Linked DNA regions of Homo sapiens: region 2 is linked to region 1. Evidence: read pairs that join two places in POLR2A ChIA-PET (ENCODE). Cell type or tissue: OCI-LY7. All regions are shown on one strand. Each heading gives the region's core, and the rest is flanking DNA. Links, peaks and the distances in the headings are about the cores only. Region 1 overlaps TSHR (thyroid stimulating hormone receptor). Region 2 overlaps CEP128 (centrosomal protein 128).

Region 1 (4,396 bases), core at 138-4,137:
GTTATTTATTTGCATGCCCACTCAAGCAGGACACAAGCTTCTCTAACATAGGGAACTGCCATTCAACCCCGAATTCCTGAAACCCTGGAACTACTTAGACACTCAGAAAAAACAAAAAAAAAAAAACTTAAGTGAATAAATAAACAAATGAATATGCCAGGTCTCTGAATGTCCACTCTATGTTGGGGAGAAAGAAATCCAAAGACATCACTTCTTCAGAGACTTCTTTAACAGTGGCAGAAATTCAAGTCATTGAAGAGAGATGTGGCTCTGACAGTGAAAAGGAACTCGTAGACATCCTGTTTAAAATTCCACCAAAAGTTGAGAAAGAAAGGGTAATGGAGAATGAGCAATGGAACAGGAGTCAGGAAACCAGCATTCTCTTTAGCCCTTCTTTACTAACCATGAAATTGTGTAAGATGACTGATTTGGAAGGAGCCAAATTTCCTTCTGGGTAAAAGAGAATGTTCAACTAGGTGCTTTCTAGGTGATGACATGATGCTGATGAGAATAGTCTGAGGGAAGGCACTGAATCACAAGAAAAAGACATAAAGACAGTGGCAAGGAGGATCTGCCCTTGAGAATAATGGAGAGGGAGGTAGTATGTCCTGAAGAATAAAGTTATTCTGAGATCGAAAAGAGAAACCTGATAAAAAGTGTGGGTAAAACAAAATGGTAGTCTCCTTTGAACAATGGCTACTACCATCTGCAACAGTAGAAAAATGATTTTTAAATCTTTTGGGGGCGGTAGAACTCTTTGTTGAAGAAAAGCATATGAGAGAAGTAAAACATGTAAAGCTAACAATTATATTGTGTTTACTTACGGGGGCGGGGGGTCCTGTTCTCAGCGCTTTGCATGAACTCACCCAGTGAATCCTCACCAAATCCAATTAAGTAGGTGATGTTATTATGCTCATTTTATAGATGAGGACCTTGAGGCACAAAAATAAAATGAAGTAATTTGCTCAATGTTGCACAGCTTGTAAGTGGTAAAGTCAGGATTTGAATATCATATCATCAACTATGGAGCCTGCACCCTTAAGCCACCACTCTCAGATGAGAAGTGTGTCTCACCACACCAGTGTTCCCCTGATGGTCATAGGCTTTGGAGAAAAAAGTCTGAAAACAAGTCACATTCAGTAAACCGACTGATAACCTCGGGGGCTATTCATCAGATGCAAGAACTCAGAAAGCAGGAGGTTAGCAGGGAAAGGAAAGAAGAAGGAAGGAAGAAAGAGAGAGTGGAAGAGAGGCAAGGAGGACAAGAAAGACTAAGTTAGTCTTTCTTGACAAGAAAATCTAGATCTTTTTTTACATCTTTCTAGACAAGAAAGATCTAAGTTATGGAAGGTATTCCTTGCTGAAATAAACCAAGTTTTTGTCATTAAAAAGCCGTTCTGGGTGGTGACCTCTTTTTGGAATCTACTTAAATTATACAGGATCTACTACTGAGGCATGTTCTCTCACAAGTTTTGTATTATTCAGAGTGTACCTCTTTTTAAAGTTTTTGAAGAGCTTACACTGGTTTAAAATGTAAGGTATTTTGTTCCTGTAGAGTTATTTGCATTACTTCTGCAACCTTCATTAAGATGCTGTATAACCACTTCTTAGACATTTTACAAATTATGATGGTGCCGAGAACAACTCTTTCTAAACTTTATCTTCTACTCATAGATTATTGTTCTGAAAGGTAAACAGCTCTCTTGCCCTACTACCCATATCCCAGCCCCGTGGTCTTATGGATGCAGGGGAGAGAGTTACGGACTGTGGCCCTCACTGAAGAAGTGATGCTGTATCTTTTCCTCACTCCTCCCCTCCAGAAGGGTATGATGCTTTACCTGAGTGGAAGGTGAGGGAGAGCTGGGATCCCTACTTCCCCCACTGCCAGTGGAACATTCTAGAATCTTTGATGTGTAGGTAGTTTGAAAAAAATCACTCTCTTCCATTGAAAATTACTGATTTAAGGAAACTTAAATGAAGCAAGAGAATAAAATTAAAAATTTAAATGTTGGCATATAATTATAGATCATATATCTCAAAACCAAGGATAACAAGATTGACCCATCACCCTCTCTTACTCAGAAAGTTGCCATTTGTTGCCTCTGTGCATGAGAAGATCCTTCCTTCTCTGAATAAGGAGGTAGAAAGGATTTGACAACCATTCTGCACCACTCTATGTATTTGTGTGGATTCTTCCTCCAGAAAGTGCTGGCACGCCTTACTGTGTTGTTTTAACCCTGCTTTCAGTTTCATTATGACAGTAACTGCTACATCTGCCTTCTCCAACCCCACTGCCATCTGTGGTCTTGGGTTTCGACGAAGTAAGTGGTTTGGACACCTGTGTGCCTTCAGATATGTTTCTGAAGGAGCTGTTGTTTTCAGGTTCTGTTTTTACTCATTTGCATTCTGCATCTGTGGCTCTAATTGATGGACTCTCCTACTGTTTACTAAACTGAAGACAATCATTCATCATCTTTGGCATTTGTACCCTGTGTTCCATCTGTGCTGTTATTTACTCAGTATTTTTAAGTTGACTCGCTTCTCTAACTGAAATTTATTTAGAAAGGTTACAAGTGGAAAATTAGCATGACTTCGTACAAATAAGAGGTAACCAGAAAACTAAAGACAGAAAAAACAAAAATATAATTAAATTCTAGCTACAGACTATTGTCTGTGAATACACTGAGCCTACAGCTGCCTTCTCTTTGTTAAAAAGGAAGCAAAGTAAGTGTTAATAAGTATTAAAGAGATAACAATCTGGCACGGTGTCCTTGGTAGTATCGAAAGGATGGAAAGACAATAGAGAAAGGAATTACTTTCTCACTGTGTGATTCACGGTTATTTAATGCCAGGTGGGCACTCCACCTAAAATAATCTCACGTACCTCCAAGTCATCTTTGTTCCACACTTAAAGAAATGTGGATGTTTTGTATATTTCACAATGGTTTTAGTCACAATCAGTGGTTGTAATCTGAATAACAATTGTTTCCAAGCTAAAGAGAAGCCCCCTGCTTCAACACCCACGTGCTCCCCAAACACAGCCCCACACATATAAAGGTGACTTCATTTCATATATCCAGGCTCTGTGAATTATTCTTTTCCATTCTCTCTCTCCTCTCCCATACATATGAAACACTGTTCTAAGAGGAGTGAAGAATTCTGACCTGAAAGTTAAAGGGATTTGATTTATTCACTTGGAATGAACATAATAATGAACAATAAAATGTGTCCATCATATATATATGAGAGAGAATATATAGAGAGAGGGAATATATCTGTATACCTATGTGTATATATATTTAGACAGATATATATGTGTGTATTTAAATCAGTCAAGGTTTCTGATGATAAGTAACAGAAAACCAACTCTGTTTAGGTTAAGGAAGAAAAAAAATATTTTGAAAGAACATGTAATTTACAGAATTACTGTAGGACCAGGCTTTGAAAATAGGCCAAGGCCTACTGTGGGCAAGGAACTGGAGCCACAGTGAATCATCTGTTTAGGACAATTCCATGGGCAATATAGAAACCACAGCCACTGGACATCTGCGGTCTTGTAGCTGCCAGACTGTCTATGTGCTGCCATCAATAATTTCCCAACTGTCCCTGTCTCTTTAAATATCCTACCTGGGAGTAGTATCCTGTATGGGAGCATTTGATTGGCTGGCAAGCCATAGCTGCTGGAGGTAGGAAGAGAAAGGTGGTCACCCGCCCACTTTTGGCGTCTGAAATAGGAGACGCAGAACTGGGTCCTTCTAATATTCCACACAACAGGGGATTCCCCACTGAAGAGGGGCCATATGCCCTCTACATTGCTCATTACTTCCTTCATTCTGCAAATCTTTACTAAGGACTAACTATATCCCAGACACTGTGTCACACTCTGGACTTAATGGAGAACACCACCAACACGTCCCTGTCTGCAGGGATCTTACAGTCTAGTGTGGGAGCTGCATATTAATCAAATAATTACATAAACACAGAGTTATAATTGTATAAGTGTGCTTGAGTATGCTCTTTGTAGGGGTGAGGGATATTTACTTAAACTGAGGTTCAGCGAAGGCTTTGAGCTACCTCCTGAAGAACCAGTAGGAGTTGAGTGTAAGAAGTTTCAGTGGAGCAGGTAGAAGGTGGAGATGTGGTGTTCAAGAGCTTTGAAGAATTCTGACCTGAAAGCTGAAGGGGTTTGATTTATTCACTTGGGATGAACATATTAATGGACAATAAAATTTGTTACTACTCCCTTCATAACTCAGTACAGGTTGAGGTGAATTCTGATGTCCTTGGGAGCAGTTTCTATGCACACACAAAAAAAACAGTTAATGGGGGTAGCTGGCTTCGTAAATTAATATTTGGTTTGTTAAAGAAATAAATGTAAAACCTAGTTCTTTATTGA
Region 2 (4,396 bases), core at 155-4,154, 71 kb before region 1:
AATTGGAAAAAGAGTCAAGACCCACTGGTGTACTGTATTCAGGAGACCCATCTCACATGCAAAGACACACATAGGCTCAAAATAAAGGGATGAAGGAATATTTACTAAGCAAATGGAAAGCAAAAAATAAAGCAAGGGTTGCAATCCTAGTCTCTGATAAAACAGACTTTAAAACAAAAAGATCAAAAAAGACAAAGGGCATTACATAAAGGTAAAGGAATCAATGCAACAAGAAGAGCTAACTACCCTAAATATATATGCGCCCAATACAGGAGCATCCAGATTCATAAAGCAAGTACTTAGAGATCTACAAAGAGACTTGGATTCCCACACAATAATAGTGGGAGACTTTAACATCCCACTGTCTACATTAGACAGATCAATGAAACAGAAAATTAACAAGGATATTCAGGACTTGAACTCAGCTCTGGACCAAGTAGACCTAATAGGTATCTACAGAACTCTCCACCCTAAATCAACAGAATATACATTCTTCTTAGCACTGCATAGCACTTATTATAAAATTGACCACATCATAGGAAGTGAAACACTCCTCAGCAAATGCAAAAGAATGGAAATCATAACAAACAGTCTCTCAGACCACAGTGCAATCACATTAGAACTCAGGATTAAGAAATTCTCTCAAAACTGCACAACTACATGGAAACTGAACAATCTACCCCTGAATGACTACTAGGTAAATAACAAAATTAAGGCAGAAATCAAGAAGTTCTTTGAAACCAATGAGAACAAAGACACAACGTACCAGAATGTCTGGGATACAGCTAAAGCAGTGTTTAGAGGGAAATTTAAAGTACTAAATGCCCACATCAGAAAGTGCAAAAGACCTAAAATCGATACCCTAACATCATAATTAAAAGAACTAGAGAAGTAAGGGCAAAAGAATTCAAAAGCTAGGAGAAGACAAGAAATAACTAAGATCAGAGCAGAACTGAAGGAGATAGAGACACAAAAAAACCTTCGAAAAATCAAGGAATTCAGGAGCTGGTTTTTTGAAAAAATTAGCAAAACAGATAGACTGCTAGCCAGACTAATAAAGAAGAAAAGAGAGATGAATCAAATAGACACAATAAGAAATGATAAAAGGGGTATCACCACTGATCCCACAGAAATACACACTACCATCAGAGAATACTATAAATACCTCTATGTAAATATACCAGAAAATCTAGAAGAAATGGATAAATTCCTGGACACAAACACCCTCCCAAGACTAAACCAGGAAGAAGTTGAATCCCTGAATAGACCAATAACAAGTTTGGAAATTGAAGCAGTAATTAATAGCCTACCAACCAAAAAAAGCCCAGGACCAGACCGATTTACAGTCGAATTCTACCAGAGGTACAAAGAGGAGCTGGTATCATTCCTTCTGAAACTATTCCAAACAATAGAAAAAAGGGGGACTCCTTCCTAACTCATTTTATGAGGCCAGCATCATCCTGATACCAAAACCTGGCAGAAACACAACAAAAAAAGAAAATTTCAGGCCAATATCCCTGATGAACGTTGATGCGAAAATCCTCAGTAAAATACTGGCAAACCAAACCCAGCAGCACATCAAAATGCTTATCCACCACGATCAAGTTAGCTTCATCGCTGGAATGCAAGGCTGGTTCAACATACGCAAATCAATAAACATAATCCATCACATAAACAAAACCAATGACAAAAACCACATGATTATCTCAATAGATGCAGAAAAGGCCTTTGACAAAATTCAACAGCGCTTCATGCTAAAAACACTCAAGAAACTAGGTATTGAGGGAACATATCTCAAAATAATAAGACCTATTTTTGACAAACCCATACCCATATCATACTGAATTGGCAAAAGCTGGTAGCATTCCCTTTGAAAACCAGCACAAGACAAGGATGCCCTCTCTCTCCACTCCTATTCAACATAGTATTGGAAGTTCTGGCCAGGGCAATCAGGCAAGAGAAATAAATAAAGGGCATTCAAATAGGAAGAGAGGAAGTCAAATTGTCTCCGTTTGCAGAGGACATGATTTTATATTTAGAAAACCCCATTTTCTCAGCCCCAAAATTCCTTAAGCTGATAAGCAACTTCAGCAAAGTCTCAGGATACAAAATCAATGGGCAAAAATCACAAGCATTCCTATACACCAATAATAGACAAACAGGGAGCCAAATCATGAGTGAACTCCCATTCACATGTGCTACAAAGAAAATAAAATACCTAGGAATACAACTTATAAGGGACATGAAGAACCTCTTCAAGGAGAACTACACCCACTGCTCAAGGAAATAAGAGAGGACACAAACAAATGGATAAACATTCCATCCTCATGGACATGAAGAATCAATATCATGAAAATGGCAATACTGCCCAAAGTAATTTATAGATTCAATGCTATTCCCATCAAGCTACCATTGACTTTCTTCACAGAATTAGAAAAACTACTTTAAATTTCATATGGAACCAAAAAAGAGCCTGCATAGCCAAACAATCCTAAGCAGAAAGAACAAAGCTGGAGGCATGACTCTACCTGACTTCGAACTATACTACAAGGCTACAGTAACCAAAACAGCATGGTACTGGTACCAAAACAGATATACAGACCAATGGAACAGAACAGAGGCTGCAGGAATAACACCACACATCTACAACCATCTGATCTTTAACAAATCTGACAAAAACAAGAAATGGAGAAAGGATTTCCTATTTAATAAATGGTGCTGGGAAAACTGGCTACCATATGCAGAAAACTAAAACTGAACCCCTTCCTTACACCTTATATAAAAATTAACTCAAGATGGATTAAAGACTTAAACATAAATCCTAAAATCAAAAAACCCTGGGAGAAAACACAGCCAATACCTTTCAGGACTTAGGCATGGGTAAAGACTTCATGACTAAAACACCAAAAGCAATGGCAACAAAAGCCAAAATAGACAAATAGGATCTAATTAAACTAAAGAGCTTCTGCACAGTAAAAGAAGTTATCATCAGAGTGAACAGGCAACCTACAGAATGGGAGAAAATTTTTGCAATCTATCCATCTGACAAAGAGCTAATGTCCAGAATCTACAAGGAACTTAAACATATTTACAAGAAAAAAACAAACAACCCCACCAAAAAACTGGGCAAAGGATATGAACAGACACCTCTCAAAAGAAGGCATTTATGTGGTCAACAATCATGTGAAAAAAAGCTCACCATCACTGGTCATTAGAGAATGCAAAGCAAAACCACAGTGAGATACCATCTCACGCCAGTTAGAATGGTGATCATTAAAAGGTCAGGAAATAACAGATGCTGGCAACAATGTGGAGAAATAGGAACATTTTACACTGTTGGTGGGAGTGTAAATTAGTTCAACCTTTGTGGAAGACAGTGTGGCAATTCCTCAAGGATCTAGAACCAGAAATAACATTTGACCCAGCAACCCCATTACTGGGTGTATACCCAAAGAATTATAAATCATTCTACTATAAAGACACATGCACATGTATGTTTATTGCAGCACTATTCACAATAGCAAAGACTGGGAACCAACCCAAATGCCCATCAATGATAGACTGGATAAAGAAAATGTGGCACATATACACCATGGAATACTATCCAGTCATTTAAAAAAATGAGTTCTTGTCCTTTGCAGGGACATGGATGAAGCTGGAAACCATCATTCTCAGCAAACTAACACAGGAACAGAAAACCAAACACCATATGTTCTCACTCATAAGTAGGAGCTGAACAATGAGAACACATGGACACAGAGAGGAGAACATCACACACTGGGGCCTGTTGCAGGGTGAGGGGCAAGCAGAGGGAGAGCATTAGGACAAATACCTAATGCATGCGGGGCTTAAAACCTAGATGATGGGTTGATGGGTGCAGCAAACCACCATGGTGCATGTATACCTATGTAACAAACCTGCATGTTCTGCACATGTATCACAGATCTTAAAGTTTAATTAAAAATAAAAATAAAAACAAAATAACCATTATTCATAAGGAGCTCAAACAACTCTATAGGAAAAGATCTAATAATCTTATTTTTAAATCGGCAAAAGAAACAGGCATTTCTCAGAAGGAGACACACAAACGGCAAACAGGTATACAAAAAGGTGCTCAAGATCAATGAGCATCAGAGAAATGCAAATCAAAACTACAATGAGACATCACCTCACCCCAGTTAAAATAGCTTTTATCCAAAAGACAGGCAATAAGTAACAAATGTTGGCAAGGGTGTGGAAAAAAGAGAACTCTCCCACACTGTTGATGGGAATGTAAATTAGTGTAAGCACTATTTTGAGAACAGTATGGAGGATCCTCAAAAAACTAAAAACAGAGCTACCACATGATCCAGCAATCCCACTGCTAGGTATATACCCAAAACAAAGGAAGTCAGCA

What was found. ChIA-PET counts read pairs that join two places held together with the same protein. Peaks named below come from ENCODE experiments on the same cell type or tissue, not always from the same donor. Only the 100,000 strongest peaks of a DNase experiment are listed, where the experiment ranks them.
Region 2: POLR2A ChIA-PET joins it to region 1 with 5 read pairs; 2 of 35 experiments call an interaction of 5 or more read pairs at or near these places.

What each region holds. Positions count from the first base shown.
Region 1 is chr14:80,957,354-80,961,749 of GRCh38, forward strand. All of the region lies in intron 1 of TSHR (thyroid stimulating hormone receptor), which reads left to right. It also overlaps a transcript of CEP128 not described here. Among named protein-coding and RNA genes, the nearest start is that of TSHR, 3.9 kb to the left of the region's middle. In OCI-LY7, for the core only: no CTCF peak of the experiment used is centred there; DNase peaks (open chromatin) are centred at 1,088, 1,758, 2,318 and 2,848; H3K4me3 peaks cover 3,814 bases; H3K27ac peaks cover 4,000 bases.
Region 2 is chr14:80,886,836-80,891,231 of GRCh38, forward strand. All of the region lies in intron 8 of CEP128 (centrosomal protein 128), which reads right to left. Among named protein-coding and RNA genes, the nearest start is that of CEP128, 53 kb to the right of the region's middle. In OCI-LY7, for the core only: no CTCF peak of the experiment used is centred there; no DNase peak of the experiment used is centred there.